4 separate regions of the Mus musculus genome follow, and all the other regions are linked to region 4. Evidence: chromatin loops called from intact Hi-C (ENCODE). Cell type or tissue: left cerebral cortex. All regions are shown on one strand. Links, peaks and the distances in the headings refer to the core of each region. The heading gives the core; the rest is flanking DNA. Region 1 overlaps Gm50595. Region 2 overlaps 2600014E21Rik (a long non-coding RNA gene). Region 3 overlaps Hoxd9 (homeobox D9). Region 4 overlaps 2600014E21Rik (a long non-coding RNA gene).

What was found. Hi-C counts contacts between places; a loop is a spot of excess contacts. Peaks named below come from ENCODE experiments on the same cell type or tissue, not always from the same donor. Only the 100,000 strongest peaks of a DNase experiment are listed, where the experiment ranks them.
Region 1: it touches region 4 in a loop (3-fold over the local background); 2 of 42 quality-filtered maps call a loop at or near these places.
Region 2: it touches region 4 in a loop (5-fold over the local background); 4 of 42 quality-filtered maps call a loop at or near these places.
Region 3: it touches region 4 in a loop (4-fold over the local background); 33 of 42 quality-filtered maps call a loop at or near these places.

The regions. Positions count from the first base shown.
Region 1 is chr2:75,601,033-75,609,148 of GRCm38, forward strand. Gm50595 reads right to left here. Exons shown (of 7, transcript XM_017319380.1): 2 at 3,945-4,012. Among named protein-coding and RNA genes, the nearest start is that of Gm39853, 8.3 kb to the right of the region's middle. In left cerebral cortex, for the core only: a CTCF peak has its summit at 4,851; a DNase peak (open chromatin) is centred at 4,836; H3K4me3 peaks cover 253 bases; H3K27ac peaks cover 281 bases.
Region 2 is chr2:75,241,829-75,249,944 of GRCm38, forward strand. 2600014E21Rik (a long non-coding RNA gene) reads left to right here. Exons shown (of 12, transcript XR_001783367.2): 3 at 6,549-6,691. Among named protein-coding and RNA genes, the nearest start is that of Gm34401, 40 kb to the right of the region's middle. In left cerebral cortex, for the core only: no CTCF peak of the experiment used is centred there; DNase peaks (open chromatin) are centred at 2,656, 2,970, 4,102 and 4,414; H3K27ac peaks cover 705 bases.
Region 3 is chr2:74,698,311-74,706,426 of GRCm38, forward strand. It overlaps Hoxd9 (homeobox D9), which reads left to right. Exons shown (of 2, transcript NM_013555.4): 1 at 1-523; 2 at 870-1,898. The coding sequence ends at 1,111. Gm38462 (predicted gene, 38462) reads right to left here. Exons shown (of 2, transcript NR_164327.1): 2 at 4,693-5,312. Hoxd8 (homeobox D8) reads left to right here and starts at 7,179. Exons shown (of 2, transcript NM_008276.3): 1 at 7,179-7,808. The coding sequence starts at 7,238. In left cerebral cortex, for the core only: a CTCF peak has its summit at 4,086 (motif pointing right); DNase peaks (open chromatin) are centred at 4,085 and 5,630.
Region 4 is chr2:75,149,193-75,157,308 of GRCm38, forward strand. The region is part of intron 2 of 2600014E21Rik (a long non-coding RNA gene); the gene reads left to right. Among named protein-coding and RNA genes, the nearest start is that of Gm13652, 15 kb to the left of the region's middle. In left cerebral cortex, for the core only: CTCF peaks have their summits at 1,973 (motif pointing left) and 3,519 (motif pointing left); DNase peaks (open chromatin) are centred at 2,034, 2,548 and 3,129; H3K27ac peaks cover 330 bases.

The DNA of each region.
Region 1 (8,116 bases), core at 2,764-6,763, 450 kb after region 4:
ATAATATTATTTAGAACAATAAAATGAGCAATGTTATTAGCGATTGCCATGGAAAGGAAGCAACCATATATTCTCCACTCAAACTTGTTTTCTGGGTTGTATCATTAATCAGTTAATCATCAAGAGAAATTTTTGAAAATATATTCTAAACCTGTGGGAGTGAGAACTTTTAAGTTATATTTTTTATATTGTTTTCTATTTGCTGTGCTAGCATTCTGATTGATTCTTCAGGGACCCTGTTCTTTGTCACCAGATCAACCAGCCTGGAGCATAAATGCTGTAAGGCCTCCCTCCAAAACCCTCACCCTCTCCTACCTAGCACATGGAACATCACAGAGAGCCTTGTGCACTTGGCCCCACCACCTCCACCACCACTCAACTGCAGCCCTAACTGACCCAAAACTAAGCAAAGTTGGCCGAAAACTCCACCTGCTTCTAGGTCCCAAGCCTGACATCATAGGTGTGTGCTGTTGTGTTCAGCGTTTATTGCCTTTTATTCAGAAGACAGCTTACTGAAGTCATCCATCAAGCGGATCCCAGGGCTCAAACCTGAGTTGTCAGGCTGGGTGGCAGGTGCTGTCACCCCCCAGAGCCATCATTGGCCCTTATACCCACCCCTTTTTTTTTTCATTTATAAGAGTACACTGGGGCTGGTGAGAGGGCTCATCGGTTAAGAGCACTGACTGCTCTTCCGAAGGTCCTGAGTTCAAATCCCACAACCACAGGGTGGCTCACAACCATCCGTAATGAGAGCTGACACCCTCTTCTGGAGTGTCTGAAGACAGCTCTAGTGTACTTACATATAATAAATAAATAAATCTTAAAAAAAAAAAAAAAGAGAGTACACTGTAGCTGTCTTCAGACACCCCAGAAGAGGGCACCATATCACATTACAGATGGCTGTGAGCCACCATGTGGTTGCTGGGAATTGAACTCAGGACCTCTGGAAGAGCAGTCAGTGATCTTACCAGCAGAGCTATCTCTCCAGCCCTACTCTTAATGTCTAATTGTGTTTTTAGAGCCAACCAATACTCAACACCCTTGCCAATGTAGAGCTGATGCTTGGTTTTGGGCTGTTTCTAATGAAACCCAAAAATCATTGCATAGAAATTGTGTAGATTTACAAAATAGTTCTTACCATAGTCGTGGATCACACAGTGAAGTGACTGTTGTACGGCTGCAAGCTGAGTCTTCAGTTTAAACCCTAAGCATCACTCCAGAGTTCCTGCCCCTCCAGGGGAGCCATCAGTGAGCCACAATATATAAAATGCCTGTCTGTGGACATCAAAATGGTTTACAAAGCAAAGAGTAGTTCAGACATCCTAAATTATCTTAAAGGAGGACAAAGCTACAGATCCATGGACCGGGAGCACAATATAAAAGCCCACCGGGCTTTAAATGTTCTCAACTGGAGCTGGAGAGATGGCTCAACAGTTAAGAGCACTGACCGCTCTTCCAAAGGTCCTGAGTTCAAATCCCAGTAACCACGTGGTGGCTCACAACTATCCATAATGAGATCTGATGCCCTCTTCTGGTGTGTCTGAAGACAGCTACAGTGTACTTACATATAATAAAACAAATCTTTTTTAAAAATGTTCTCAACTTTAAAATCTAAAACTGAAGTCTGACTCAGAAAACAGATTGCAGGACAGCCTCTCCTCACTTTCACCATCCCAAAAATGTCATCAAGTGATCCACTTGAATTTCTCTGTTGAGTGTGGGAGCTGAGGCTGGAGACACAGCCACTAAGAGCAATCACTACTCTCGCAGAGGACCAGGTTCAGTTTCTGACACCCAGGTGGTAGCTCACAAACATCCCTAACTCCAGTTTCAAGGTCCTGACCTCGGACACCAGACATGAACATAATAAAAACACATACATGCAGTCAAACGCTTATAAAATAAAAATCTAAAGAAAAAGAAAATATAAACTCGTTTTAAGCTGTGACTAGAGGTGACAGACAGCTACAAGATCGCATAAGGATTTTAGATGATTGCAATAAAGGCTCTCTTTTGCCTGTAGTACAAGACAAAAGAGAGAGATTCTTGCTGTCAAGTTCTTTCCTGTCACCCATTCACCCCCAACATCCTAGCACACCTCTAGTACTTAAATAAAAATGGACCCTATGTGACTTAAAACTGACGTTTAGTGAATGGTGATTGTCTGTGTTCTGCAATCTTTGTTACACATGTACACAGATTGTAAACATCTATGTTCTAATTGTAAGACCCCAACTATCATAATTATTCCAATCTAGTTTGAGAAACTGCAGGCCGTAAAACAGTATGCGCTCCCCCTGCTGTTCGTCTGAGAAACTTAACTAACATTTCCGGTTCCCCGGGCTGGATGCCCTGATTCCAATGATGGTTCGTAAACAAAGGCTAAAGAAAACAGAAATTAAAATCCCATAGCGTTAATAAAGTAGTGGGCAGACGAGGAAGAGGAGAAAGGAGGTTGCCAATGGCATGTCATGCGGGGAAGCACACTGCGTTCGCGGATGGTCTAGGTTAGCCCAGAATTAGGACGTTTCCCAGGTCGGCTATGGGGACATCGGCCTGGAGCTGTCACCTCTCTTGGCCTGAACCTGGCAGGGCGCACTGAGCAGAGGATTTGGAGAAACCGTAATGACATTGAACAGGAGGCTAGCTTAACATCTTGTCCAAGTGCCATCCCGAGCCTCCTCCGGATGGCTGTGTGGAGCGCTGTAGGCTAATGAGGGGGACCATCTGCAGCGCTTGGCTGGCATCTGCGCCCCCTCATCCTGCACCAATGCCTCCTAAAGGGATGCTCTACGGAGGGCTCCCAGCTCCCAACGCGGGGGGGGGGGGGGGGGAGAGCAGTGCAGCTTCGCAGTCGTGGCATCTGGAAGCCAAGCAAATATTTAACTCTGTTTCTGAATTTTAGTAGGCCTCACTGTCTGCAGACGAGCATGTCAGGGAGAAGGCGCAAGTCTGTTTATTTGTAAGTTTCTCTTTATGTCGTCACATTCAAGGCCTTGAATAAGAATGTTTATTTCTTTTATAAAAATTTTATAGACCATCTCACATGCAAGGATTGGAGCTGAGTGAACCGGTTATTTGCTGGCATCATTGTGTCAAACTCACAGACGGATCTCTAAAGAGGTTTTCTTTTTTAAATCAGAAAATTACTCAGACACATTTGCATCCTTTTAAATGTGTTCATTTGGAATATACAGTTAATTTCTGATCGCACGATTTCGGAAAGAAGAAATAACACTGCAATGATAAATCTTAAAATCTTTATGAGCAAATTTCAGATTATGATAGGATGCTATTTTGTAGCATTTGCTTGGCAGCATATGGGGAACTATATACGGATTATAGTAGGCATCAAAATATTTTAAAGCAACCACTAAACAGTCTTAAAGATATGCCTAATGATAAACTGAGCAGTTAAAATAAGGATGACACACTACAAAACTAATGTCAACTATCCTCCACTTTTATTTCAATTTATAATCTGTCATTAATACAGCCTTGTTAAAATCAATTATCTTTTTCCAAAAATACAATGATACTTCCTTTCAAGTATGATTTGAAACCGATTCAATTATGTAAGATTAGCTTCCATCTTAAGAGGTAAAAGGTGAAGAGAGAGAGAGAGAGAGAGAGAGAGAGAGAGAGCTAGCTATTTAAAAATGTCCTTACACATCAAAGCTTAAAAGATTAAATACCAAAAAGAAGTCACAGCACTTTGCCCACCAGCATTTGGTGAAAATGAGGAATTTTCTATATAAACTATTCAGATTTTAGCAAGAGTTTAAAATGCCTCATACAGCAGCACCATGACCATCTATTTTGTGGTGAGATATCTCTCATCAATAAGATTTTAAACATTATTTCCCAACAGCACACACATCAACCAAGCTTCAGGATTAAACTATGCCAATTCTTCATTACTAAACTTCCGAAGCCAGACTTACCTTCCAAAAACAACACAAGAAGTGCTTCCCAGCTTGGATGGTCCTTGTTCTCCATAACCAACACAGATCTACAAATGAAATTTCGAAAGAAAAGTCCTTCACCACCTTCAGCCTTTTTTCATAATAAATTCCATGTATATTATTAGCAATATTGATTTTAGCAACAAGTAAGAGAGTTATAAGCAGCTCCCACCATTTAATGAATGTAATATCTCTGCTTCGAGATTTATTTATTAGCAACCTCTATAGCCCCGGTTTGGTCATGTATTCCTTAATTAAGTGAAAGAAAATAGCTTACCAAGGATTCCTTGTTCTTAAAATAAATACCACATTTTTGGTTTTCATGGAAATCATCATAAACATAAATTTAGAATAAGCATATTTGATAGTAAGCTGAACTCCACATCTAAATTGCATGAAATTGAGTATTTTTTCCCATGGAGTACCAGATACAAATGCCATCTCAGAATTCCTGTCCACACTAGAAATATGTGCTGCTTAGAAGCAAACATAAATTCCACTTACAGGGTTCCTCGGGGCTGTTCTGGTGAGGTTCATAGTCACCACGTGGCTTAGGTATGTATTCAAACCTATCTACAAATGAAAAAACAAAAGGCTCAAAAGTCATTGGCAAAATCTGAACTGCTCTATCGAATGCCAGGAATCTAAAGAAACAAATGGTCTCAAATCCTTTAGGAAAGTGCTTGCGTTTGTCTGGCCTCTCCTCCCTTTGCCTCTCGCCTACTGGTCTTTCTGAATTCATCTATAATTCCTTCTATTCCTCGCTGACCGATTGCAAGAATTCCCCCATTGTGTTGATGAAGAAAAACGTGGGAGAAACAGGAGAAAGGCAATTGGCAAAACAAGACTTTGGGGTTTGAACATGACTGTGCAGTTCCTCACTACTACCACTAGCTGGCGCCAAAGCTCTAAAGATGTGATGATATATTGCGTCCCAGCTTGTTAATTAATAAAACTGTTTTCAAACTGCTAGTAGTTATACAAGGAAAAGCATAAATAAATTTGAGAATAAAGGCATAAAATAATTTGACCTAACTCAGTAGCAAAGAGGCAGACATTTCGCTGAAAATAACTGCACTGTATGCTTTTTTTTTGTCTTCTAAAGAAATAAAAATGTGTTATTAAAGAATACATGAGTCTTGCTTTTTAAATCTTATCCAAACAATAAAGCAGAAAGGATGCCTGCCCCCTCCACACAAACTACTTATAATACAATACAGTATAAAGCTGTAAAAAAAAAAAAATCTGGCTATACAATATTCCGCTAACTTAAATTTTCAGTAATGTCTTTGGTCTAAACCAGAAATGACTCCCATGTCGGGGTCACAGGGAACATGGCATATCTTTCTCCCCAGCATCCAGCTTTCCTCTTAGTACACACATCCCAGCAGCTTGGATGGTTCCTGTCCTTCCACACACTAGCGAGCTTGCAGAACGCTGGGCCTGGAGTCTAGCCTCAGTCGTGGCTACAGTGAGCAGCCAGGCGGCCAGCTCAGTAACGCTGCCTTGCTGGTTTAGGACAAGGCCCCTGAGTAAATGTGCAAACAGTTTTGCATATTGTTTATACTGTAAACTGCCATTGTGGAAAAAAAAAAAAACAGACAGGCAGGGTTAGAGGGTCTGTCTGTACAGAACAAGACCAAATGTGAAACATTTGAAATATCCCTTGCCAGGAAAACAGATATTTTTCAGGAAGTTTTGATATGTAGGATACATGTGGGTAAAATGTGGGAAATGTACAATAGACCTCAGTTGCCTGGGCGATAGAATGTGAACTCAGACAAAACAATAACATGCCATATTTTTTAGAAAGAAATACAGTTTCACGGCTGACCTTCTAAAGTTCCTGATGATGCTAACCAAAATCTCACCTGCTATTACCCACCGACACCGCAGACCCTGGGCCTGGAAAGGAAGGGCACTTGGGGCCACTAAGAGTCGGAGCTGGTTTCTCTGATCTTGGCTGTGGCTTTCACAGGAGGAAGAATAGATGGCTTGCCTTCCCAAAGCCTTACTCTAACTCTTCAAAGAAAGAAGATGGGCCTCCGTTTGGGTAGGCTTAGATTAAAACTCACTTTTCTGGCCACCTGCCCCTAGAAGCCTGGAGAAAATTGGTCCCAGGAGGGGCTGCTGATAGATGCTCCAGTTCCTCCTATGAGTTGGCACATTTTTGCACATCTGTAACTTGCACAAACACATCCTCCGAAGTGGTTTAAACCTCCCTTTTCTGAGCACTCTCCAAAACAGTTTGTACGGGATGATGAAAACTGAGTCTTCAATGTTCGGTGTCTCATTCTTTAAAATATTTTTAGTATTTTCCATTCGAGGTTGTTTGCATCTGTGTAGAGAGCTGGAGAGTACTGAGTGATAACTGTACTTGCCACCCAGTCTCCCAGTCAGCCAACCTTGTGCAAACCTGATGTCCTCTCCTCGGTGGACTTTCTCCCTTAAGTATCAGTAAAGCATCATCGTGTTAAAAGTTACACCTTTGTCCATTTATTTTGTGTAAATGCACTGATGTGTGTGTGTGTGTGTGTGTGTGTGTGTGTGTGTGTGTGTGTGTGCCACTGTGTGATGTGTGCCAGGGCAGAGAGTGGTCTGTGGCAAGAGTTAATGCTCCTTTGGATGTTCCTGTTGCAATTTCCGCCTTTTTCATAACATCTAAGTGGCTTGTTAATTTATTTTTATGAGAGGGGTGGGGTGTCACGTGTGTGTGGGTAGCCCCACAGCCCAGAAGGGGGTGTCAGATGCCCTGGAACTGAAGTTACAGGCAGTTGTGAGCCCTGTCGGGGAAGGGAGAGGGGGGAGTTGCTGGAAACCAAACTCCAATCCTCTCAAAGAAAAGCAAATGCTCTTGGTCCCTCGTGCATCTCTCCACTAGCCCATGCCACCCACACCCACACCCACACCCACACCCCACCACACACACATGTGACCTTTTTCAGGGAAGAACATTCAAAAATGTAATTAAAAAAAAAAGTCCAAAACTCTCCACCGCAGGACACAATACAAAAGCTCCTGTAATAAAGGTCGTGTTTCCTCCTTCCCTGTCACCAGGACTTTTTCTGACTCCTTTTCAGGAAAAGCACAGAGAGCTACATTAATCATGATGTGGTGTGCTCTGACCTTCCTGAAGTTATCCTTTGCTGTTTACCGGCTTTGACCTGTGGACTGCGTTCAGTGCTACCAACCCCAGCGGGTCTCTCTCCAAAGCCTCGTGCAAGCCTGAGTCCCGCGCAGTTTAATTCATATTCCACCCAACACACCCGTTTTATTTCCAGTGGAAATTGCTCATTTAATCGCACTGTAAGTTTTATGGGGTATGCCCCAGGCTGCCTTCTTTATGCTAGGCATTTCAGTATTTATGAGCAGAGCTATACCCAAAACTTCAAACATAAAGAAAAACCAGCAAAATATGCTCTCCTCCACTCCCATAAACACTTTTCACCGCTTTCATTATTTTTTTTTTCCCAATGAAGTTAAATGAGTGTGCAAACTCTGTAGAACAGGCTGCTGCCCGACATCGCCACGGCTGGTTTTGTCCTTCAGAGTCAGGCTGAGCTGGCCTCTCTCCTGCCTAGCACAAGAACAGGGGCCAGAGAGACAGCTCAGTGGTTAAGAATGCCGGAGACCTGAGTTTGGTTCCTGGCACCCCGGACAGGGAGCTCACAGCTGCCTGTAACTCTGGCTTCAGGCTGTCCGATGTCTCTGGCCTTCAAGGGCTCTTATACATACTTGGTGCACGTAAATTAATGAACGCCATTCACACGTGGGCCGGTGGGGGCGGGGAGGGCAGGTTGCAGGAGGCTTTGGAGAGAAACACGCTGGGGCTGGAAGCACCGAACGCAGTCCATGTACAGCTCAAAGGCGGTAAATAGCAAAAGATAACTTCAGGAAGGTCAGAGCACACCACATTATGATTAATGTCGTTCCCTGTCCCTTTTCCCGAAAAGATTCAGAAAAAGTCCTAGTGATTGGGAAAGAAGAAACACGACCTTTTATTACACGTCGGGCAGGACAAGCTTTTGTATTGTGTCTACAGTGGAGAATATTTATATATAAAATAGATACATATTTTTTTAGAGGAGGGTACAGAACAGCCATCATGGTCCGTACTGTTCCCGAGCTATAGTAAAGACTCCTCTGCCCAT
Region 2 (8,116 bases), core at 2,452-6,451, 94 kb after region 4:
GTGAGTGGCGGATCTGAGCTTTCTGTGGCATAGAACATCAAGTTATTCTTTTATCACGTGCCCTTTTAGTTCTTAAAGAAGAGAAATGGCTGTTTTCAAATATCTGGAACTCATCTACATTGTGCTGAGATATTCTGAATAATATTATGAATCTAAAATAAAATTAATTAATTAAAATAATAAAGGATCAATCCCCATTTAGACTTATCTTCCATATTGACATTTGGAAGCAACCATGATCATTAACATAACATTGTCCTGTGGAATAAGCTACATCTACTTTTACCTACTTGGACCTTAGCTAAGATTTCCCATACTCTGAGTTTTGTGCCTACACATTGTTTATAAGTTATATTAGCATCTGTGGCACCTACTGAACAGAGCTCTTGCCTTATCTAGCCTCTTACTTGCTACACACGACAAGTTCTGTAGCCCCGAGGGTACCATGACTGACTTCCCAAAACAGTGCTGGAGTGTGGGGAGCAAGAGAAGTCCTGAGCAAATGTGTGTCATTGACATGGAATGTCAAGGAATTCAGTGCTTCAGACCCCTAGGAGTGACAACACCTTTCCCAGGTGAGGTTCAGAGGGACAGCAAAGCCTTCTGTTGGTCTGGATGCAGGTGCTGAAAATGTCCATAGTATCTTTCTTCTCACGTTTCCAGCCAGAAGGACAGATGCTATTCCTAGTGGGATTAGCCAAATCTGCCTCCTTGTTCAGCTGTGTGTCCTAAATAGGAAGGTATGCTTATTGCACACAATTTAACCGTATACAATAAACACACTGAGCTCCTGGGGTACTGCTGCTTCTTCATCAGGAAGCTTAGACCTTCTGATTCCAGCTATCTCTGTGTCCGTATGTCTGCCCTCTCTTCATTCCCTTGATGCCCAGGTAGGTCAATCTCTGGAGTTGTTCAAGAGTGAGTCAGTAAGACACTGCCTGTTGCATGCATAGGTAATCACTTTGTGCGGTTAGAACATATTCCTACCAAAGTCTTGCCCATCGGTTACATTAAGGCAATCAACTATGTTCTTATTGTCTCCTCTCAAGCTTCAATGTGATATTATATCAGAGTTCTCTAAAGAATAAGAACCAATAGCATACGTACACATATACCACAAAAGAAGATTTATTGGATTGGCTTTCATAATAGGGGCCACATAATTCAACAGCAAGTGACCACATTGTGTAGAAATGTTTTCTTGAGATGGGCATTGGTGGTGCATGCCTTTAATCCCAGCACTTGGGAGGCAGAGGCAGGAAGATTTCTGAGTTCGAGGCCAGTCTGGTCTAGAGTGAGTTCCAGGACAGCCAGGGCTACACAGAGAAACCCTGTCTTGAAAAAAAGAAGAAAGAGAAATGTTTGCTCGACCCAGGATACCTCAGCAGTCCCAGCCCAGCATGAAGACCTGGATGTTTCATGACTGTCATTTGTAGAAATGTCCTGTTGCCAAAGAAGCTGGAATCTGGTGTCATTTGGTCACATGATAATGGAAATAAACTGGTAGATATAATGACCCGAAAGGAAAGTTTGCAGGTGTGGCCATGCTGACTTCCTCCTCTGTACCCTTTTATGCAAGCTGTCAGCCACATTCAGAACTAGGTGCCCTCCCGTCCCTCAACACAGACATGGCAAGACACGCAATCGTCTCTGACACACAGATGCATGGATATGTTTTACCTATCTTGGTAAGACATCTTCTAATCCAGTGAAGTTGACAACCAAGGACCATCATAGATGCCACATTCACTGTTTGATGCGTTAGAAGTATTCAGTCCATGTTTTTAAAACAAAACAAACCCCGAGGCTTATAAACTAGTTCAAGACTATTTTTAATAAGGAGTCTTCAGAATCTGAAGATGTACCTCAGTGTAGAACCCTTGCCTAGTATTTGTGAGGAACCTCCGTGGAAATAAGATAATAAACACCATTTTGATTATCCTCTATACCTAAATCTTACACTCTTGTTAGGTTTTAACAGCCTTCATGATGATGCTATGTACTCCTTCTCTGGTGGTAAATACAAACATACTGTTGGGCACTATTTCTTTTTTACTGCCTGGAAATATCTAAATTCATCATATACCTATAGCCAAGAATTCAATGTACACGTAGTGAGGCAAAAAGTTCAACCTTGTTTGTGACACATCTGCCCAACAGTGATGTGTTGATGGTGCTTCTTACAGATGAGGAAAACTTAGCATGGAGGGGGATAACACGGATTTAATTAGAAACATTCAAATTCATTCTTAATTCAATTCAGCCGTCCAGCAGCCGTGATGAGATCTGCATCATGATGTATTTTCAATACTATCTATTTTCATAAATGTAAACTTTCCCAAATATTGTTCTGATGGAGGCTGACATTTTAAAATATGTCCCATTGTCCTTTTCTGTGCAGTAGACCAAGCATGGAGTGCTCACTCCTATATCACTGTCACTGTGCTATCAGGCCAGATGGCTACTTCATCATAGAATCAAGAATTAGGAATAATTTATGTTCTCCCTTGCTCTAGAATGTGAAAATAGGAAGCGTTTGCTGCATGCATACCAGGAAGATCCGCTCAAAGCAGCAGACAAGCCTCTGCAGAGGGCATCTGCACTGTGGCTTTTTGTCTGCTCCGTTCCACGGAGGACTGAGCTCCAGGGCCGCAGAGAAATCGTGTAGGCACACGAGAGGATGCTTCATCTGCAACCCGATGAGGCTGAGAGCACCTCTCCACTAAGGAAAGCAAGCCGCAGCGAAGCTGTTCTAAAATGGGAAAGATTATATCTTACCTTCCATTGTTTCAAATCTAAAGAATCCTCCCTCCACAGGGGGGTAAATGTTGGCTTAATGTTCAGAGCAGTTGCTTTTGTGTCTGTGAACATTAACTGTTAGAAACGGAAGAGCTATTTATCCTCAGCCTGCTGAAGAGAACAGTGGAATTTTCTCTTTATTGGTCTATAAATAAGCAGTGTCTGAACACACCCTTTATTGGGAGAAGAGCCACGGCAACTCATTACACACACCAACTGGCTCGTCGGCATCTCTTTATTTCATGTTGCTGCAAGCATGCAGATGGAGAGGCCTAGACAAAGGAATACCTCTCACACTCTCACAAGTGTCGAGCCCGAGGACCAACCAGTACCCTCTAAGTGAAAGGAAAGTGTGTACAAAAGAAAGGGCATCTCTGCCGAGAGAAGCTCAGAGAGGTGTCATTGAACACAACCTCAGCAGTGACAGACCCAATGGCTGCTGGGTTCTAGGTCATAAAATCATTTATGACCAGCAAAGTTCCATGGGCCATTTGGGCTTTGCCTACATCATAACAAACCAACTGGTTAAGACAGCGAAACACAAACAAGAAGCGGCTCCAAAATGTTCAGTTCAAATTCTGCAAGCCAACCATCCGTTTGCATCCGGTTCTATATGTCAATTATTTGTGATTCTGAACACACAGAAAAGCCTTTGAAAACACTTTCATTATACGGCCAGTGTAGTCTGTTCTTGCCGTTGGAGTCTATCTAACTTGTTCCTAAGTATTAGCTTTTTCAGGGTAGAGGTCTCACACAATAGACAGTCATGGTAGGCAATTTTGTCGTGTGGCAAAGTGAAAAGGGTATCATTGTGAGTGAGAGACAGAAAACTCAGCAAATTGGAAACAACCAGAGGCAGCTGGCAGTAACTACACTCCCTTTCTGAGGAAGGAATTCTCTCCGGTAGCTCTCTGTATGTGACGTGAGTCTCCTACTCATATTAATGATGAGACCTCTTCCATCAATATCTTGGACTATTACCAGTGTCTCGGAAACATTTTATTGGCTGCTGCAGTTCATTGAGAATTAATTGATATGACACACTTACTCTACATGAACTTGGAAAAAAAAAGTCTATCAAGTGAGTGATTTAATTCATTTTATGTTAATTATAAACTATGCCAGGAAACACCATTATGGACGGACTTGTTTCCAGCTCTCAGATGGCATGTGTGAGCAGTTTGTATTTCCGACACGCTGCATACTCTGACTTTGACTGACCAGCCAACACTCATCTTAGGAGACACACTCATCTGGCACACTAGTCGCTAGTCCTGCTAGCTAGCAATGTGGCCTGTTCTTAAACAAATTAAACTGGGAGGAGGCAGCAAAATGGCCCACTTATCTTTATTTGTAATTTAACCAACATTATGAGAGACAACCTCCAATTTGGGCTATTTAATTTTTTTTTTGCCCGAGTCCTGTATATATTTAAATAACCCCCTAAGTGTTTTTGTGAAATTGAAGGGGAAGTGGGTGGGGGTGGGGTTGTTGCCAAGTCAAATGGAAAATAGAAGATTATTTTCGGAGGAGCATGTGAAGACTTGCTTGTGAAGGCGGCTTCCTGAAGGCTGTTATTTTCATTTCCTGTGCTATCCCGCCTAGGAGTAGATCCTTCTCAATGCCTCTCTCAGCCGGCACGTGCTCGCTCACACTGTTATTAAAAGAAGCCCATCAGAACTGGGTAGTTGTTATTCAGGAGCGTAACTCACGCATGGGGGATGGCGCTCCTTCTCACTCGTGCTGGTCCACTGCTTCTAATAGCAACCTGGAGCTCAATTTCCCCCTTCAGAACATTGCATTTCATGTGGAATGTCAATTATTAAAATGCAGTGTCCCGTGTCTCACTTCTCACTAGATGAATTCATTTGCAAAACTTGCTAATTTATGCAAATGATCCTTAACCTGTCAGTGCCTGGAATCTATTTCACACTGCTCCTAGGTCTTGGTAGCTTTGGAGCCTAGATGGGGGAAGCCATTACTGCAGAATTTGTCGGTTTGTAATCATTATAGTGGCTATTGAGTTGTTATAATTTTTTTTTTAAAGTAGCACCACTATGAATAAATAAAAAATGTGGTTTTAAGTGGAACAGCCAGCCAACACCTAACACTGAAATAAAATAAAATAAAAAATTCTAGAGATTAAATTAAAGATGGAATTGAATGGAAAGATCTAATATCCATGTCTCCTGACACCCCTGAGTAATGTTAGAAGCTAATGACTTCTTCTCTTGAAGAAACTAACTGGTTAATAATCCAAACGGGGGCTATCAGCTGCTGACGGAGGCAGATTCACCAAGTAGGCAGATAAGGAACTTCTTTATTTTAGTGAATACAAAGCACAAAAAGGACCCAAATACCAACTGAAATTTTTGGTCAGTTAACTGAAAGACAAGACAACTAAAAAGGAAGTCTGTGAAGAAAGGGCGCATAGGAGGCTGAGACAGAAGGATGTGATTCAAGAACCACAGCCTGAGGGCTGGACAGATGGCTCAGTGGTTAAGAGCACTTTGGACTGCCCTTCCAAATGTCCTGAGTTCAACTCCCAGCAACTACATGGTAGCTCACAGCCATCTACAATGTGATCTGATGCCCTCTTCTGATATGTCTGCAGACAGCTACAGGTACTCATACATGATAGATAGATAGATAGATAGATAGATAGATAGATAGATAGATAGATAGATAGATAGATAGATATTTTAAAGAAAAAGAACTATAGCCTGAACTACATAGTGAGACCCCGTCTCAGCAACAGTGTGGTGGTGGGTTTCTGTGTGTTCACACAGCTGCACATATGCATACTTGTGCACATAGAGAGAAGAGGGGTACAATGGGGCTACCTGGAATGTCTGCACTGTGTGTGAGTCCACACATACATTTTACATAAAGTCTTGTCACTCCTCTCCGAGTTGATTGGATTTGGTGCACACTTGCACATCACTGGCACTGCACCTTAATCAGTGGTTTGGAGAACATGTTCAGCCATTTTCACCTCCACTGGCCCTCACCTACCGTCACACAGACTCTTCTTGTGAACAGGGTTGAAATAACTTTCTGCAAACCTTGGAGCTGCTTTCCTTTTCTCCTTGGAGGTCAGAAGAAGGATTCGGATTCCTCTCATGGGTCTAAAATCACAGGATGTGAACCCATCATTTTCATTCAGTATTCTTTATCCCAGGGAGTTCAGGGAGTTTATGAAGACCAGTTGTAGATTAGGTGACCTGGAGAAAGCTAATCAGGGAAAAGGCTGTCATGCATGCGTGTGTGTGTGTGTGTGTGTGTGTGTGTGTGTGTGTGTGTGCCTATGTGCACACCAATGTATATATGTGAGAAGGAGAAGACAGGCTCACCCTGGACTGTCAGTACCAACTAGCCAGCCCTGCTGCACATTTCTGTATCACTCACAATACTCAACTTTCCCTGCTCACCCTCCAGTCACTGAGCAAGACCTCTGACTTGCCTAGTTTACATGGTTAACATACATGGTTACAAGTATACTAACGATCTATCCTTCCAGTTGCTGGGATTTTTCTTTTTTAAGTGTTTTAGTAGTTGCACAGTAAGAGGGGGTATCAGTGAATATTTGAATGGGTTCTTTCAACTCTATGGAGGATTCCAATTAGAGGGAAAAAGAGAAATCTGCCTTGGGTAAAATGTGCAATTTACCACTTCAAGGACCTTTCCAAATGCTAAATAATAACAAGAGAGTGCCTGTTTAATCACTCACTTGCTCCCATTTCTTTCAGAACTGTGTCTCTTTAAATCTACTGAGGAAGATATTCCTTCTGGCCCACAGGATGCCAAAATGACTCGATGATTTATTTATGCAGCGCTTGGCAGCCCATCGTCCAGATTGTGGCTGAAGCTGAATTTTATGAGCCTTCCCCCAGTGAGTATATTTTTAAATTATATTAAAAATATATATATATATTTTTTTTTTTTGCAAACCTCAGTCGTGTCGTGTTTGGTCTCACCTCAGGCCTTGACAACAGTAGAGAGGACTAAGGGATTAACATTACTAAGGACTTAGCTGGTGAGATTTTACTGTGAGAGGTTAGAACGATGCTAAGCTTTCCCTAGTAGGAAGGAAACAATGCTGTTCTGACTAGATACTTTGGGGGTGAAGGAGACCTTTTCCATTTGTAACAATTTACCTGGTCATTCAACAATTGTTCGTGGTATTTCTTTCAATAGACTGGGAATCACTTTCAGCACAGGGGACCGTGATTTAAAAAAAAAAAAAAAAAAAGACAAAACAATGTCCCATCTCTCCTGGAGCATCTCTGAGAAGGAGAGATGGATGGTAAGCAGGTGAGTGCATACTTTGGGGAGACAGAATGCTACAAAATCACCAAAACAATAAGCCCCAGGGACCCAGAGACTAGATCCATCTTACGACATTGCTGTTAATGGATAGCTTCTCTAAGACTAAGGCTAGAACACTAGAAAATCTGGAAAAACAGTTTCCTAGACTATTTCCGTTTGGCAAAATCCAGGTCAAGAGGAACACACGTTGTGAAGCTCAGGTGAGAAGGGTTTAGAACAAAACTCAGGAGCTGAAGGCATGAAGATTCCGACAGCACGGGTCAAAAGCAGCTCTGCAGCTCAGCGTTGTGCTTGGAGCTGGTGCTGTATTGTGGAACGATGTTCAGGCTTACACTGTGTGAAACAAGGCTACCATGGAAAGGAGGGCTTTATCCATGAACGACAGAAAGTGACCTCACAGGTCTGAGAGCCTGTCATCCTGATTGGTCCAGGTTGGTGGTAATAGTTAACATCTGTAGGCTACCAGCCCTCTTCCTGTTTGTTTGTTTGGTGTTTAGTACAATTCACATGTTTACATCACTTGTTTTCTATATCAATTATGTAAGGTATTGCAATCCTCATAATAGAGGAACAAATATTTTTTTAAATGATGATGACGTTGGTTTCTTTATCAGTTAGCCACTTACTAAAATACGTCACGCAGACACTTCACCATTGTAAGGGAAGCCATTTTTGAGATTAAAATCATGTTACTTCTCTTGCTAGTTGAAATGTTCTAATAGTCCATTATTTTCTTTTGCATTTTGACTGTTTGTATGTCTGTTATTAAAACTGAAGTCATACCTTAAGTATATTAAAAAGAAAAAAAGTACTTAAAAGTACACGGTTGGGTGTCAGAGAAGCTAGGGGAGATGGCTCAAATGTTAAAATTAGTTCCTCCTTTTCCAGAGGACCTGAGTTACATTCCCAGCATCTACATAGGGTGGCTCATAACTGCCTGTGACCCCAGCTCCAGGCAGATCTTACCCTTGCACACACGTGTCTACAC
Region 3 (8,116 bases), core at 1,880-5,879, 450 kb before region 4:
TACCACCCGTACGTGTCCCCGCCGCCCCTGGCTGCCGCCGAGCCGGGACGCTACGTACGCTCCTGGATGGAGCCGCTGCCCGGCTTCCCCGGCGGCGCAGGCGGTGGCGGTGGCAGTGGTGGCGGCGGTGGCGGAGGCCCGGGTCCCGTTCCCAGCCCCGGTGGCCCAGCCAACGGGCGCCACTACGGGATTAAGCCTGAAACCGGAGCGGCCCCGGCCCCCGCTGCAGCCTCCACCTCCTCCTCCTCCTCCACCTCCTCGTCCTCCTCCTCCAAAAGGACTGAGTGCTCCGCGGCCCGCGAGTCCCAGGGGAGCGGCGGCCCAGAATTCCCGTGCAACTCGTTCCTGCGGGACAAGGCAGCGGCGGCGACAGGGAACGGGCCCGGGGTGGGAATCGGGACCGGGCCAGGGGCGGTAGGCTCGTCCGAGCCCTCAGCTTGCAGCGATCACCCGAGCCCGGGCTGCTCGCTGAAGGAGGAGGAGAAGCAGCCGCCGCAGCCGCCGCAGCAGCAACTTGACCCAAGTAAGTGCAAAAGAAATTGCCCCCTGATTTATTGCTGAAACCTGTAAGGCTCGAATGTGCAAAACTGATAGTTTTACTAACCTATAAAAACGTCTAGACGCCTACCCAAGCCTAGGCGAGCAACACGTATCCATAAAAAGCTTCCCATAACCACCTACCTTGGGCGCGCGGTTTGTACGGTAAACAGAGCGCGGGCATTAAGGCTTTTTATGATAATTCCCCCAAGTTGTGAAAAGCGTCCATCCTTGGTGAAATTAATTTAACGACCTCTCTTCCCCACCCTGTCGTCTCTCCCTGCCTCCCCTCCGCCCCTCGCTCCCTTGTCTGCAAACCCCCCTCTTCCTAGACAACCCTGCAGCGAACTGGATCCACGCTCGCTCCACCCGGAAAAAGCGCTGTCCCTACACCAAATACCAGACGCTAGAGCTGGAGAAGGAATTCCTCTTCAACATGTACCTCACCCGGGACCGGCGCTACGAGGTGGCCAGGATTCTGAACCTTACAGAGAGACAAGTCAAAATCTGGTTCCAGAACCGTAGGATGAAAATGAAAAAGATGAGCAAGGAGAAGTGCCCTAAAGGAGACTGACCCAGTGCGGGTCTGGCCTGCAGCACTCAAAAGGCAGCGGGTTTTTTTGTTTGTTTGTTTGTTTGTTTTGTTTTTTGTTTTTTGTTGTTGTTTGTTTTCTTTGTGGGTGCTTGATTCAGAAACTCTGCAGCGACTCGGACTTTCTTCTTTTTTTAGGTAGAAGTGACTGTGTGGTTGGTCTCTGTGAGTTATCTGGGGGACACTGTATTTGCTCGCATATGTATTGGAGAAACCAAGTGGCTTTGGAGTCTTGTCCTGTCCCACTCCCTCCCTTCCCTGCTCCCCTGATTCCTTAGGAAATGCTATATTTTGTGAGTGCACGCAGGCTTGATGGAGCCCTATTCTATGTAAATGTCCCTCATGTTTCTGAAAAGTGCTGTAGTTTAGTCTCACCCTATCCAGCCTCCCAAACAGGGCCAACGATCTAATTCCGAGAATCTGAAGGAAGACAGAGTGTGGACACCCCCACCCTGCTCTCCCAACTAAAATCCAACTCAGCTGCTCAAGGCAGGAAAACCCCTTTCCTCGGGGAGCCGGCGGACTGACTTCCACAGAGGCCTACCGAGAAACCTTGGGCCCTGGGGCGCGAGATTGGGGGTGGGGTGGGGATAGGCTTAGTCCTCAGAGCACCGGGGAAGCTACTTTCTCCCCGGGAGGGCTGAGCTCCCATTGGGCGGCCTCGGGAGGTTGCCTTCCATATTCCTGCCTGAGGACCAGTTGTAAATGTTACCGCTTCCAACAAATAAATGCTGATCTGAACAAATGGAGCCCAGCCGCTGGCCCTGAACGTTGTGTGACTGCTCTCTGTGTCTTTGCAAAATAACATAATCATCAGACTGTCCCATCCCTGAAAAGGGACACGTTGCTAAAGGTTGGCGGTCCGAGCACCTGGAGGGTCTCTGAGACACCTTGAAGCTTCCGATTGTGTAAGCACACCTGGCGGGAGAGCACAACTTTGGAAGGTGTCTTGGTACTTCCACTATCCTGTAGCCAGGGCCACAATGAATTCCCAGCCTTAGGCCCTGGGTGAGCCTCTCTGCAGAGCCACTGGCGCCAGGAACCAGGCACCCTTTTGCTAAAGCTTTGACACACCGCACCTCTGGCTTACTTCTATCCTGGAGACCCAGCCGCCAACCCCCATCTCCAAACAAGCGAAAGGGCACTCTGGAGTAACTCCCCCAGGCCTGCGAGGCTGGCTGGCTCCAGGAGGTCCTAGCCGGTTGGACAGTGAGCTTCCACCCCTCCCCACCAAAGCCCCAAAGTGACCTTAGCGGACCAAAATGGTCAAGGCTCTCCTCCCCATATCCTTCTCCTGCCGCCCATCCCCTTCAAACAGCTTCTGTGTATGTTTAGCCCCCAGCTTGGCCCTCTGAGGCCGCTTTGAGAGGCTAAAATGAAGGTCATTGTGAGGGTTCAGGCGAATCACTGGCGTTGTAGGCCCTAGAGGAGGCCGCGGCGCCGGACAGCCTGGGTTGGGCGGAAGGAGGGGGTGATGGTAGAGATCTTGGGGGATCCTGATGAAAGAGGGGGACTCCAAGAAAAAAGCAGATGGGGGCTGGGAGGGAAAGCCAAGGGCCAGATCCGGCCGAAGGTGCTGCATCCTCCGCCCCTTAGGCCAGGCGGATACCTACAGCTCTTTGAAAACAGGAAGAGCCAAGGTGTCATAAAGCCATCGAGCCGGCGAGACGTCTGGAGGTAATGAGTTTACGACAGCCCAGGCGCTTCGCTTTGAAACCATCTCATTTTGATGTTTGTGGGAGGAAAGAAAAAATGCAGACAAAACTGGGTCTTAAAATCTGGACAATAAAATATAAACAAGACCTAGACCAAGAAGGAAAGGGCTTAGAAGCCCCCCAGCGAGGTGTGAGCATCCAGAAAATAAAAATGAGAGGTGATATATTTCTGAATTTTAAAATGGGGCGAACGTTAGAGATAGTCTATGGCGGGTAGCTCTTTAATATTTTGACTGTGGCCATGATCTATCTGGTTCTTTTAATAATAAAAGTGAGACAATAATGTCATTCTGCTGTTACTTGAGATGGCCTGGAGTGATCTTGGGCCATTTACTCAAGCAAGCATCTCTTAGAATTATGTCTTGTGAGAAAGGGGGGAGTTACACCCCTCTTCACACCAAATTTCAGACAAAAATATAGAAGTTTGTTCACTTATTACAGATACAGTCATTTAAGCTAACTTGGCAAAAACATTTCTGAAAATGAGAGACAGAAATTTAGCAAGAAACACACTGATTTGGTAATGCTTGTTTGTTTTTTTAAAAAGACAAATAGACCGCTTATCCAATTCGGTTCAGTCTGTCACTTATACAACCTAAAAAAAAAAAATCTCATTTATTGTCTGGAGAAATTTGAATACACATAAGCCCAACAGGGACTTTCCGGACAGGCGCTCGAGATGTAGCAAAAGCTTCTAATTTGACTTTAATCCACCCCAAATTATCCAGTTTAATGGGCCCAAAACATTACAATTAGAAAGTTGAATTAGCAAATACTGATGATTTAATGTTGTGAGTAACAGCTTTTAGGAGAAAAACAATAATATTTGACTTCCAGAAAATTTTTAGCTGTCAAAATGTCTGCTTTCTTTGAAAAAAAAAAAGTCTCATCAATTAATATTCTTAAAGTTTTGATTTTTGTTAAACCTTGCTTGTCCTATAATTGTGCCTAAAAAACACAGCTGGGAGGTTAAAGAATGGGGGACTTGCGGTGTCTGGCAAAAGACAGGCTGGAAGCTTTTGGCAAACACGCTACTTGCAAGTTCTTGCGAGCACAAATGAGAATTTCCTCTGTATTCAGGAGCCCATGGTTGCTGCACTTGACTTGTTGACAGTCAAAGAGATGAAGCAGTATTAATGTCAGCGGTCCAAACCCAAGTCAAACTAAAGAATTAAGATTAGAATTGGTTTGAGCCAAATGAAAGGAAAATCAAACTCGGTTGGCTTGCGACCGCATTTGGCCACTAGAGAGCGCTGTTGCTCCACTTTCTGATCTCGTAAAGCTAGCGTTGTGGTGCAGGAAGGTTTTGATTAAAAATATTTACAATCTTACTTTTAATCTTAAATTAGGATAAATTTAACAAAAATAAACAACGTGAACTATTAAATTCTCAAGCCGTGCTAGTAAGGCATAAAATTTTGGTTCAGTCAGCATTTCAGAAAATCTGAACCGTTGTGCAGAAATTATAAACCGTAAATGCAGTCCATCAAAACAGAAATGTGTAAAAGCAGAGATATTTATGAAGTTAACCAGCTTTTCTTCTTTTCCGACAACAGACAGAATGCTTAAATAACATTGAAAAACCCACATTATTTTGCCATCAGAGAAAACGTGTTGTTGTGTTTTAAAAATTAGGCCTGAATCTGTAGAAATGACGGCCATATTCATGGGCAACCTCCCAAATATATGGAGTTTTTAAAAGTGCCGTGTGTTACTGAGATCTGGGTCCTCAAAATTCCCCCCCCCATTCCATTCCCAGACCTATTCATTCAGTCAATGTCCAAATACACCCACGTTCCCCTGAACATCCAGGCCAAACAGTAGAATAAAAAGGGCACAGTTACCGAGTTTTGCTCCAAGGCTTTATTGAAAAGAAAATCATTTCATTGCACATTTGCAGGGCAGAAGTTCAAATCCTAAAAAGTCAGAATCAGTTGTTAAACTTCGCATTTGAAGGATACTTGAAAGAAAAACGAAACCTAATAAAACACCCTTGCCCTTGACCACCCCCAATAACACGTCCCCTATACTCTCTAATGTAAATTTTAATAACACAAGTCTTTATCATCTATAGGGTCATCAATAATTTGTTTACCTTCACCACTTTTAGCTATTCCTTGTCGAAATAATTGAGTTATACATTACTAACGAAAATGCCTTTCTATGATGACCTTATTTATAAAAAGGAGATTCAGACCTCTCGGACTGACCTCGCGATTCTTTCCACAGGGGCTGAACAACCCCCGCAAGGGATGGAAGGTCGTTAAAATTCTGGCCTCCTGAATCTTTGAGTCCATCTGGGTTTTTAGGCATTTGTATTTGGCCGTGGGAGGTCAGCACGGTGTGATTTAGTGTAAGCTGGAGAGTCTTTGGTGAGCTGGGGTGCATCTTCTAGGTCTGTCCTCAAGATCAGAGAGCCTGGTGTCCTCCCGGCACCGGATTATCCCAAAGGATAAAGGGTTCAGCACCTAAAGGGGGAGGGAGGGAGAGGAAAGGGGGTAGAAAGATGAGAGGGGGAGGGAGAATAAGAATATCAATATATTTTTATTGGATATTCAAACGAGAGGGGGAAGATGACTGTGTAGGGAAGCGATTGTTGGTGTAAAGCCACGCAGATTTGCACAGGTGCCACGGTAAGGGCACTGCCTAGTCCAGAAGATGCTAATCCTGGACTTCTGCAGATGACACTGCGTCTCTTCCTTAACGCCCACAAACCAGGCTTCTCTTGACTTCCGAGCCTTCTCTTTATTTCTCTCGGGAAAATCAAGTTTATGCTAAGGCCTGCATCCAGTCTCTGGCAGTTCTTTCCCAGTGGTGTGTGAGCTAAGGTCGTTAAGCACAGGACAGGGAAGGTCTGCCTGCAGCTGCCTGGAACCAGCACGGTCCGAAAGCGGACTGAGGAATTCAATTTCTCCTGCCCCATCCCCCGGCCCCCGCCGCGCTCCACCCGGGACCACAGCCCGCCCGAGTCTGGGCGCCTGGGTTGGGACCCGGGAGCCCTGCGCCCTGCCCTAGGAAATGCCACCCACCCCGGCATGATTCCTTCTTCCCACTGGGAACGTTTCTGCCACTCTTCTCTTCACTCTCTCAGCGACACTCATGTCCCCTTCCCACATTCTCTCGCCTCCCCCTCCCTCCCTGTGGCCAACACTGACGTCTATCAAGGGTGAAATGATGGAAACTATATTCATGGGCATGATTTCCATTAAATATCAATTAACCTGGGAGCCTCAACCAGGCATGCAGTGCGTCAAGGGTAAATGTACATCTCATTTCCACAGGGCCTGCTTGGCTGGAAAAAGCAGGACTTTGATTCGCTTTGATAAGGTCAGGATTCGGAGGCTGGATTGTGGCTTTTTAATCAAAACCACTTAGCTAGGCCCAAACAAATGCAAGGACCAATCAATCCGTCAACCTCGCTCGTCCACAGTAAGAAATGCAAAAAGAAAAAGGAAAAAAAAAAAAGCCACAGCCAGTCTCTGCTGGGCAGATCCAGGAGCCTTGCTGGAGGAGAGACCGTCTGCTCCGAGGCCTCCTGGGAGTGACCACCCCGCCTGGCCCAAGGCTAAGGTTCGGCCGCGCCCCCTCTCTGCGGACCCGGGGGGCCCCCCGCGAGCCCTTGGCAGTGCGGCTTTATGGGCCCCCTTTAAGGCTGGCGGAGGCATCCCGGGGCCGGCGTGCGGCGTCCCGTCCGGCGCAGGGGCCGCTTCGCCGCCGGCGGGATCCCTCCGCGCGGTTATCTCGCCCCCCATCTCGCTCCCTCTCCTCGCAGTGGCGGGGCGCGAAAATGCCTCGCCGGCGCGCACCGGGGCGGCAGCCTCGGCGGCGGCGGCGACAGCGCTGGGAGGGGGCGGCGGGGGGGAGGGCTGAGGTGAGAGGTGGCACCGGGCAGAGGGTGTGTTCTCTTTTCGTCTCCCTGCAGAGCGGGGGCTCGGCAGCCCCAGCCTAAGCGTCTCCCCCGTGGGCCGCGCGCACTCTTTTTTTTTTTTTTTTTCCCCTGGTCCGGGTGCGCTAGGGCCGCCTGGAGCCGGAGAGGAAACTGGAGGCCGCGGGGCAGGTCGCCCGGGCGTCCGCGGTTCCACTGCGGCCCAGCAGGCGCGCGCCGGGAGAGGCCCGCGGGGCGGAGGCGGCGGCAGCAGCGCGCGGGGGCGGGCGAGGCCGCGTGGCCCGCGAGGGAGGCGGCGCGAGGCCGAGACGGAGGCGCGAGAGCCAGGCATGAGCGGCCGGCGGCCGGACGGTCGAGCCTGAGCGGGGCGGGGGAAGCGCTCGCCGGGCGACGAGGCCCGGCGGCCCCCGCGGGCTCGAGTGAGCCGCCCCAGAGGCCCCCGCGGCGGCGCGACCGAGCTGAGGCGCGCCCCTTACCGGCTCCGCGCCGCCGGCGGCCGCCGCCCCGATGAGCTCGTACTTCGTGAACCCGCTGTACTCCAAGTACAAGGCGGCGGCCGCGGCGGCGGCGGCGGCTGCGGCGGCCGCGGCGGGCGAGGCCATCAATCCCACTTACTACGACTGTCATTTTGCACCCGAGGTCAGCGGCCGCCACGCCGCCGCCCTGCAGCTCTATGGCAACAGCGCCGCCGGCTTCCCGCACGCGCACCCGCACCCGCACCCGCACCCGTCGCCGCCGCCCGGGTGCGGCGGAGGGGGCGGCCCGGGGCCCGGCCAGGACTACTTCCACGCCGGCGCGGGCAGCCCGACCGCTGCCTACCAGGCCGCCCCACCTCCTCCGCACCCTCCGCCTCCGCCGCCGCCTCCCCCCTGCGGCGGGATTGCCTGTCACGGGGAGCCCGCGAAGTTTTACGGATACGATAACTTACAGAGACAGCCGATTTTTACGACCCAGCAAGAGGCCGAGCTGGTACAATATCCTGACTGTAAATCGTCCAGTGGTAATATTGGCGAGGACCCAGACCACTTAAATCAGAGCTCGTCTCCTTCTCAAATGTTTCCCTGGATGAGACCACAAGGTTGGGATGCGCTATTTTTTTTTTTTTTTTTTTTTTTTTAAGGAGGGGAGAAAGGGAGAAATCTGCTTTCATCTCACGTTCTAGCTTTAAAACTCCCCTGTCCTTTCCCTCTCCCCTTCCTTTTCCTTCTGGTGTAGCCAATGTGGCTCTTGTACAAAAACTAATACAGACTTTTTAAAAGTGTGTAAAGACGGGGGCAGAATAATTGTGAAGAGCTTGTCTCTGCCTCTCTTGCCTCACACCCTATATCTGTATGAGAATTAAAGACCACTGTGTATTTCACCTCTTAAGCCCGTTCCAGAAAACTC
Region 4 (8,116 bases), core at 1,464-5,463:
GTGGAAAATTAGCCAAGGCTGCAGCTTTTCCAGCCAAGACCCAGTCTCATTTCCCATGTGCAGTTGGTTAGCTCCTTGCCATATCCCCAAGGATTCTGTGTGAGACTGAAATGCTGCAGAAAAAAAAAAAATGAGAATTTCCACACTTAAAAAGAGCCACGGCAGCATTTGTAAGCTCTGATAAATAAGAAGAAATGAAGAGAAGGTTGGTTTTGCTTTCTTCCCTTCTAGCTAAAAAAAAAAAAAAAAAAAAAAAAAAAAAAAAAAAAAAAGGAAAGAAAGAAAGAAAGAAAGAAAGAAAGAAGGCATGAATGAGCAGGAGATTCCAAGGTTAAAATTGAGCAAAGGTTTGCTTTTGCTTTTTAGAGGATGTTAGGAAACAAAACAGAACAACAACAACAACAACAACAAAATAAAACAAACAACCCCGGCCAAGTGTTTACAGTTTCTCAACTCCAATTTGGAAGCAGTGAATGCTGAATTGGATGAAGCCATTGAGGTCAAATTCATCACCGGCTCTGTGAACATTTAGTTCCAGGAAGTGTGCTTCAGAGTCAGGTTTGTTTTCACTCTCAGCCGGAGTGTTTATTCTTGACTGGAGCGACCCATCACTCCCTCACACATTCATAGCGGATTCGGCTTCGGGCTTCGCGCACCCTCCCACCCACCCACCCACAAACAGGAACACAGTCGGTCAGAACATTTAAACAAAACAAACCCGTTTACGCCACTGCCTAGCAGCCTTTGAAAATAGCAGCCTGATTCTGAGATTGAAGAATAGAATCCTCTCCAGGGCAGATCTGGTGGGCACAGTGCATTAACTGCCTGTGCCACCATTTTCTTGTGTGCTAGCGGACCGAAGATGGTGAGGCTGCATCTGTTGTATAAGGGCTCATGCATTGAACTTCCCCGTTACAGAACCAGTTTGTACACCAGCAGGAGAGCCAAATTTCTCAGGCCACGGGGGCGCTCAAACAAAGCACACACGCACAGATCTTCTACTCACTGCTTAGCAGATGCGTGAGCAAAATTCAAAGGTGTTGAGCACAAGGAAAGCAAAATTCCTGTAGGGAAAAAAAAATTTTTTTTAATGCAATGGAAACGGCGCGTCAGTGAGAAATGGAGCTCTATGACGATACCAAATGAGTCTGTCATTAATAGACCTTCCTGCCTCGTGGTTCATAATCGCCCTTAAGAAACGGACCCAAGGCAGAGGTGGCACAGAGTATTTCATTGTGAATAAGCAACCTTTCCAGGGCAAGGTTGGCCATTGGAAGCTAGCTCAGGTAAACTCATTCCACAGTCCTTTCCACAAGCGAATTGAGGTTCTGATTTAAAACAATATATCATTGCCTTTTGTTTATGTTTTGATTAATTTCTTTAAAATACCATTATGAGATAATGTACCTTCGTCAATAGCATTTAGCTCAGATTAACTGTTTTAACAGGACCAAAGCCATGATGGTCTCAGACTGCCCCTAACTAGATCTTCAATTGAAGAGAAAAGAACTTGACTGGAAGAAGAGCTGACTCTCTCCTACTGACAGCTGCTCCACCACTCTCTTTTGTCTAAGGAAAAACATTTTCTTTTCTATGAGGTTTAGGCTTTTAAGACAGGAAAAAAAATCTAAAGCAGAAATTTGATTTTTTTTTCCTTTTGAGTGCAGGTGCCAAACATCTACAAGTATAAAATGATAGCGCTGTGTAAAGCAGACTTGCTGGGACACTGTTTATGGCACACACAACAGCTATTTGGATATGGAATTGTAAATAGGAAAATGTGTGATGCTCTTAAATCTAGTAGCAAGAGGAGTCTTGAAGCAAGGTTTATTATACCAATGCTTGAAAAGCTCTAGCTTTTTTTTTTATCTCAGTACGTTAAATTTTTGTGTTTGCAACAGTATTTTAGCTCTGGAGCTATTTATCTGGAAGCATCTTTTGGGGGTGGGGGGAATGGACAGATGTCCATAAACAAAGGGCGCCACCTGGTGGTGAAGAAGCGGTAAGAAATGTTGATTTCCGGATATTGCTTCAAAGACAAACAGATGGAAAGGCTGTCGTGTGTGTGTGTGTGTGTGTGTGTGTGTGTGTGTGTGTGTGTGTGTAAGAAAATGCATTATTCATCAAATTTGGAACTTGGATTCAAACGTAGTTCTAGTTTTCCAGCTAATACTATCTGACATTTATTTCCTATTCAATCCTTCAAAATTTACATTGCAAATATTTTATTCTCAATACATATATCTGAACAGATAAAAATATGACCACAACACATTAAGAACAATCTGAAGCAAAGTGCCCACATCATCTAGGCACCTTACTTTCAAGTTGAATGACCTCCCAGACAAATTTAAACAAAGGATGCATTTGCTGCAATTCGAGGTTGTCTCAGGGTGGCTTTGTGGCTCACCTAGTCGGAGAGCTGCAAAAGGAATGTGGTACACAGCTTAGTCACCACAGGGAAGAAGTGGCTTCAGACCCATGACTAAGAAGCAGGAAAATGTTCATTTGAAAATGTCATCTGTAGCTGAGGCGTTGAGGAATTTAAATCTAAGTATCGCGACTCTTCCGCCGCCTCAAACTCTAAAATTAGTCCAGGAATTACATATATCAGATGCTATGCAAAATGTAAAATAGGTTTGCCATTTATGGCTCTCTACGTAAGGTGTAGATTAAATCTTCAGCCTCCAATAAAATTGTATTTCTGTAATAAAACTGCTGCACCTTGACTCACGACTACATTGAATTCCAAATTAAACACCCCATTTACTGTACTGTAACAAGAAAAAGGGTTTGCTACACTGAACAATATTACAGATAGGGAAAATGTCTTGCATTTCACCTTACCACCAACATAGAGCTCACCTAAACAGGCCCATTCCCCACCCCTTTTATGAAATATAAAACATAGGAAAAAAGGAAATGTGTAGGCTTTGTCTTTCATTGCTAAAATTTATATTCCTTCCTAAATGAGCTAAATCAGCCTAAGTGGTGAGGCCTCAAAACAAGTCAATCAAGTAGGGTATTTACTGCAAAATGTCCTACTACATTTCCCAGATAACTCAGGCTTCTAAGCAGAAACATCTGGTATGCTAAAGGCTAGGTACATTTCCTTATGCATTATATATAATGCAGGCACTTTCCCCATAACATACACGCGCCATTCACTCTGCCATACACACAAGGCTGCAGAATCCACGGACGTCTCAAACTCAGGAATTATGGTCTAGTTAATCTCACTCAACATCGATTTTGAAGACTGAAACCTGATGTTTATTTTAGACAGCCCAATAGGGCAATTTTTCTTGCTACCATCCTGTGACCTAGCCATCACTGACTTCTGACATTTGGAGAGAGGTATCACTAGAAAGAGAAACCACAGATGGTGAGAACAGAGAGCCAGCTAAGCTGAGGCTGCTTCCTCTCAACCTCTGAATGGCAGTCATTAGGTCGAGGAACTGAGGGTCTGCTTCTGGTCCTTCTCCCATCTTGGGAAAGCGCCCTCTAGTGGACTGAGGCAGAAGTGTTCTCTCTGGATGTCACACCCAGGTCTTCACTGCATAAATACAGTCCCTTCCCCCGTGTCAGTCAGACATTATTAACCTTCAAGCAAGACACAGAGAGATGGATGTTGATCACGAAGGGATTCCTAATCGAGTTTAATGATGTAGTACACATCTGCTAAAAATGCTAATTGGTATGTTTCATTTGATAGGTGAAGGCAGGAACGGTCATAGATTTAATGGTTCTGGTGGGAAGAAGTTGTTACCAAGAATTCTGAAGTTAATATGAGGGAAAAGTTAGAGGTCTCTGTGTGACAGGAAGGTAATTTTGGGCTTCAGACATTGGAAATTTGAGCCTTAGTGTTGGCTCAGCTCATGGAAAGAGAATTCCAGTCGGGAAGGACTCACTCACAGCCGGAGTTAAGGTTTCCTGTCATCAATGTGTGTCTACTCGGAGGGATCCAGAGGCCTGTATCGTTGTGGCACTGAGCATTGACCTTTTTGGTAGCTTCAGCCTTCCATGCTTCCTTTAATGGCTCATTGTCACTTTTTGCCAACATGTAAAAAAAATCACGGGAAGAATAATTCAAATATTTAGCTCAGAATCAAGAGAAAGACTTTTTTTTTTAATTTCCTCAATTGCACTGTCATTGATGCATGAAGTCATTAGCTGTACCATGGTGGAAGTAAGGTCCACTTTATTGTCCCCACAGCCCTGAAACAATGGCATCTGAAGTTCTGTTGTCTGCTCTGGTGTTTGGCTGCTTGACCTGGGGTCCTTATGGGGCAGATAGCCACATAGCAGTGGATGATGTTGGACATATGAACAATGTCTTCAGGATACACTTGGAGTTGGCTTTGATTTCTCTAAACTCTGGGACTCCATCTAGACTTGTTCTAGAAGGTCATGTTGTTGCCTCGTTCTGACTTGGGAAGCATTCTTCTGCCGTGGAGCTTACTACTTGAGGGTGAGCCATGAGAACTTTCTTAGAGTTTCTGTAGTGTACATATTTAGCCTACATTTAGAAAATTTCTAAATACAAATGATCACAAATGTCTCCTAAGGAGCTGAGCTTAGGTAGATACTATTGGTTTGACTGTACCATCCCAGGCTCTGAATACAAATGGCTCTTGTCATCAGATTTTTTTTTACAGACTTCTATAAAATGGATCCTGTGTAGAGGAAATAAAAATGATTCCTAGTGCTAATATGAGATATGATATCAGTGACCAGCATTATTTTCCCATCAATAATGATAATTATACTAATTAGTCCAGGCATCACACCTGTGCACAGCTCTTATCCTTATTTTACAGATGAAGTAGCCGAGACACCAAAGGTTAACTGCTTGCCCAGAGCTATATAGCAACTCGGATAGCAGCACATTCCACAAAGCCACGTTGGCTGGACCACTACACATTCTTGCCTCCTTGGCAATGCAACAATTATGCCTCTCTTCCAAGAAGGCAAACTACTCACTGCTTATCTCACAGGAGGTTGGTGTTGATGGGAAGCAGAGCAGAGAGGTCGCCTGTTATTGGTTTGAAATTGCAACATCCTCATATTCCTACCGTTGTCTCCACTTTATAGGTTAAAGTTACATCGGATAGCACAAAGTTCCACACAGACACTCTGAGCAGAGTCAGGAGGCACCCTTGCAAAGCAGGACACTGCCGAGGTGGGGCAGATTCTAGTATATCCCGAGTTTGAAAGGAGAGTCAACCTTGAGAGGTAGGACATTCTATTCTTGAGTCACAGAAGAGTATGGGGGGTCTCCTCCCCACCCATTTAAATACTTCAGCTAGAATTGCAAGAATGTATTAAGAGGCAGGTTTGTATGCATGTGTTCAGAGAATAGTGTGGAGAATTTATCCTTTGGGATTAAAAAAAAGGCAGCAACAACAAACTTGAGAACAGCTGGTTCTGATACAGTCTGATAAGAACGTAAACAGGAAAATATCTTTGTTGACTTTTTTGTTGGTAATCAGTAAGGATTAGTTATTGTCTAGAGATGAATTCCAGATTTCATAAGCCTGGCTGTGAACAGCGCCTACAAAATGAAAGTAAATATCCGACATGGGTGAGGAATGGAGGGGGACTTGGGAGGAACCCTCCTGGTTAACATTCTTCTTGCTTGATTGAAAGAAGCAGCACTTAGAGAAGATCATTTCTGTACTCTTCGTTGTTTCTTTTGTCATAACGTGATTTAGAAATATTATACCCTACAGACGAGGCCCTGAATAGGTTCATTTGAAAAGGGGTTTAACGTTTCTCTCTGGCTTAGAGAGCCAATGCTCTTTTAATTGTTTTTTCTTTCCTCCTCTGCTTGGGTGGGGTGGTACTCTAGACATATATACAAAGTATCTCTTTGGAAAATGAGCGAGTATTTGCATAATAAACTCGTTACATTTATATGTCACAGATTTTCTTTATTGAGAGTTACTTAGGTTCAGTAAGTCACTTCCTGTTTGCCCAGCCCTGTGCTAGGCTATCACAACACCACCATGGGACGGAACTTTCTGCTGCTACTTAGCCCTATACTTTAGACCGTGAGACAGAGGCGTGAGTGAGTAACTACCTCTGCAGAAGACGAAAATGTCCAGACAGGAGGGAGTAGAAGGATGAATTCCTTGGGGGAGCAGCAAGTTTTACAAAGGACTTATTAGGGCTGCTGTTGAATACTGTTCCAACGGCGGACACACCCAGGTTTCTGCAATGACGTCACGAAGAGCAATGGAAGTTTATGCTTCCAGCCAGTACTTTGGATCAGCTAACGGTATACTTTCAGTTGTTTGGGCAGCAGGTAGATAAAAGGTAGGATCCAGCTCTGGTTTTGTGATCTGGAGAGGCAGGTAGCCTTTCTGTCAACACAGCGGTCATAGAAAGCATGGACTGTATCCTCCGGGATAACATGTCGTCTTTGGGAAGAGCAGTCCCTCTTCTAATCTGTAACTCAGCTACTTGTAAATACTTCTTAAAGGACTAACACAAACAGTGTATATCCCAGAAGCTCCCAGCATTTCTTTATTTAACAATATTAAGTCACTAAGTTCTTATCAGGCTCTAGACACTGCCCAAGATGTTTGGATTCACAGAAGAAATAATATCTTTAAGTTTTCTTTGTAGGACATAAAATCTGGTGGGGAAGGACAGCATCAAATGGATAATTACCCAAATTACTCACTGATGAAACTGTGACAAGGGCTATTACAAACAACAAATGCTGTTCTCTCTCCTCGGCTTCTGTTCTTTATTCCAGTGACAGTGACAGTGCCACGGTTTTGCTTTTAAGAACCACCTTCTGCCATCACATAGGACCGAGATGCAGCTGCCAGTCAAGGTGCCCTGTCTCTCGCTTTTGTTTCTCTTCTCCCACCTGGAATAACTGACTCTCTCCCACTTCACAATCTAAATACCTCGGAGGATTTATTCTTGGTTTTTCCTTTCTTTCACTTTACTCTGTATCTCAGCAGCAAATTCCTTAAGTTAAGGAGCTTCAACTTCTTACAACCAATTACAGTATTTATAACACTGCCCCAAATGTTTTGACTCTAATAGGAAAGAAATTGTTGTGTGATTGTGAGGGTTTGCTGGAACTCGGGAACAGACAATCTACTCAAAGGACATACTCAGAATATTCTATTTTGAATGCCATAAGGGTGGCTAAGTATCATTTCTTCTTGTGTCTTCAGCAAGTACTATTTCCAAATTAATCATATCAGAAGTCATACCACTTACAAAACAGAATCTGACTGTTACAAACTCTGGTGGTGTAAAAGAAAAGCTACCCCCGGACAGAAGTCCTGAGGCACTAGCTCACATGTTAATTCTCTATGAGTATGAAGGTCCGAAACTATTTATTTTAAAGCTAATGGATCCTGAAGTAGAGGTGTAATTAAATCATTTAAAAATATAGAGTCGCCTATTAAAATGAAAAAAAAGTTAACCCAGAGAAAAGATGAGAGAAGTCAGAGCTACTGGTGGTTGAAAAATCAAGAAACAAATGTGTGTGTGTGTGTGTGTGTGTGTGTGTGTGTGTGTGTGTGTGGTGTTAGGATGAAGCTAGAACTCACTAGAAGAACTAGCATAGACATCTGCTAACAGTGACTTCCTTTAAGAGAGGTTGGTGGTTGGAGAACATCTAGGTAGAGATGCTAATTGTGCATAAAGCTGGGGGGCAGGGGGATCTAGCACTCCAGAAATTATTATCGTAAGGAGTGTTGTATTGTACTCATTAAGACAGTGCCATCCATGGCAAGGAACTAACCCTTGCATAGATTTCATCATAGGACAGATGCTTATTAAATAACATACATTGAGTCTATAGCTAAAAATATGTGTGTGCTAACTGATTTATAGAAAGAGGACAATAACAAGGAAGGGTTGGAGAGTGTGTGCACAAGGAAGCAAGTTGAAGACATTGATTCTAGGGATAGGGGCATGGGGGAACAAAAACCAACCCAACAAATAAAACAAACAAACAACAAAAACCCAAATAGCAACAACAACAAAACAAACAGATATCAGGAGAGCAAATTAACAACTGCCAGCCAGGCTCCTCCATCTCATTGGACCAAGGAAGAGAAACTGAGTTTCAAATGCGTAAGGAGAA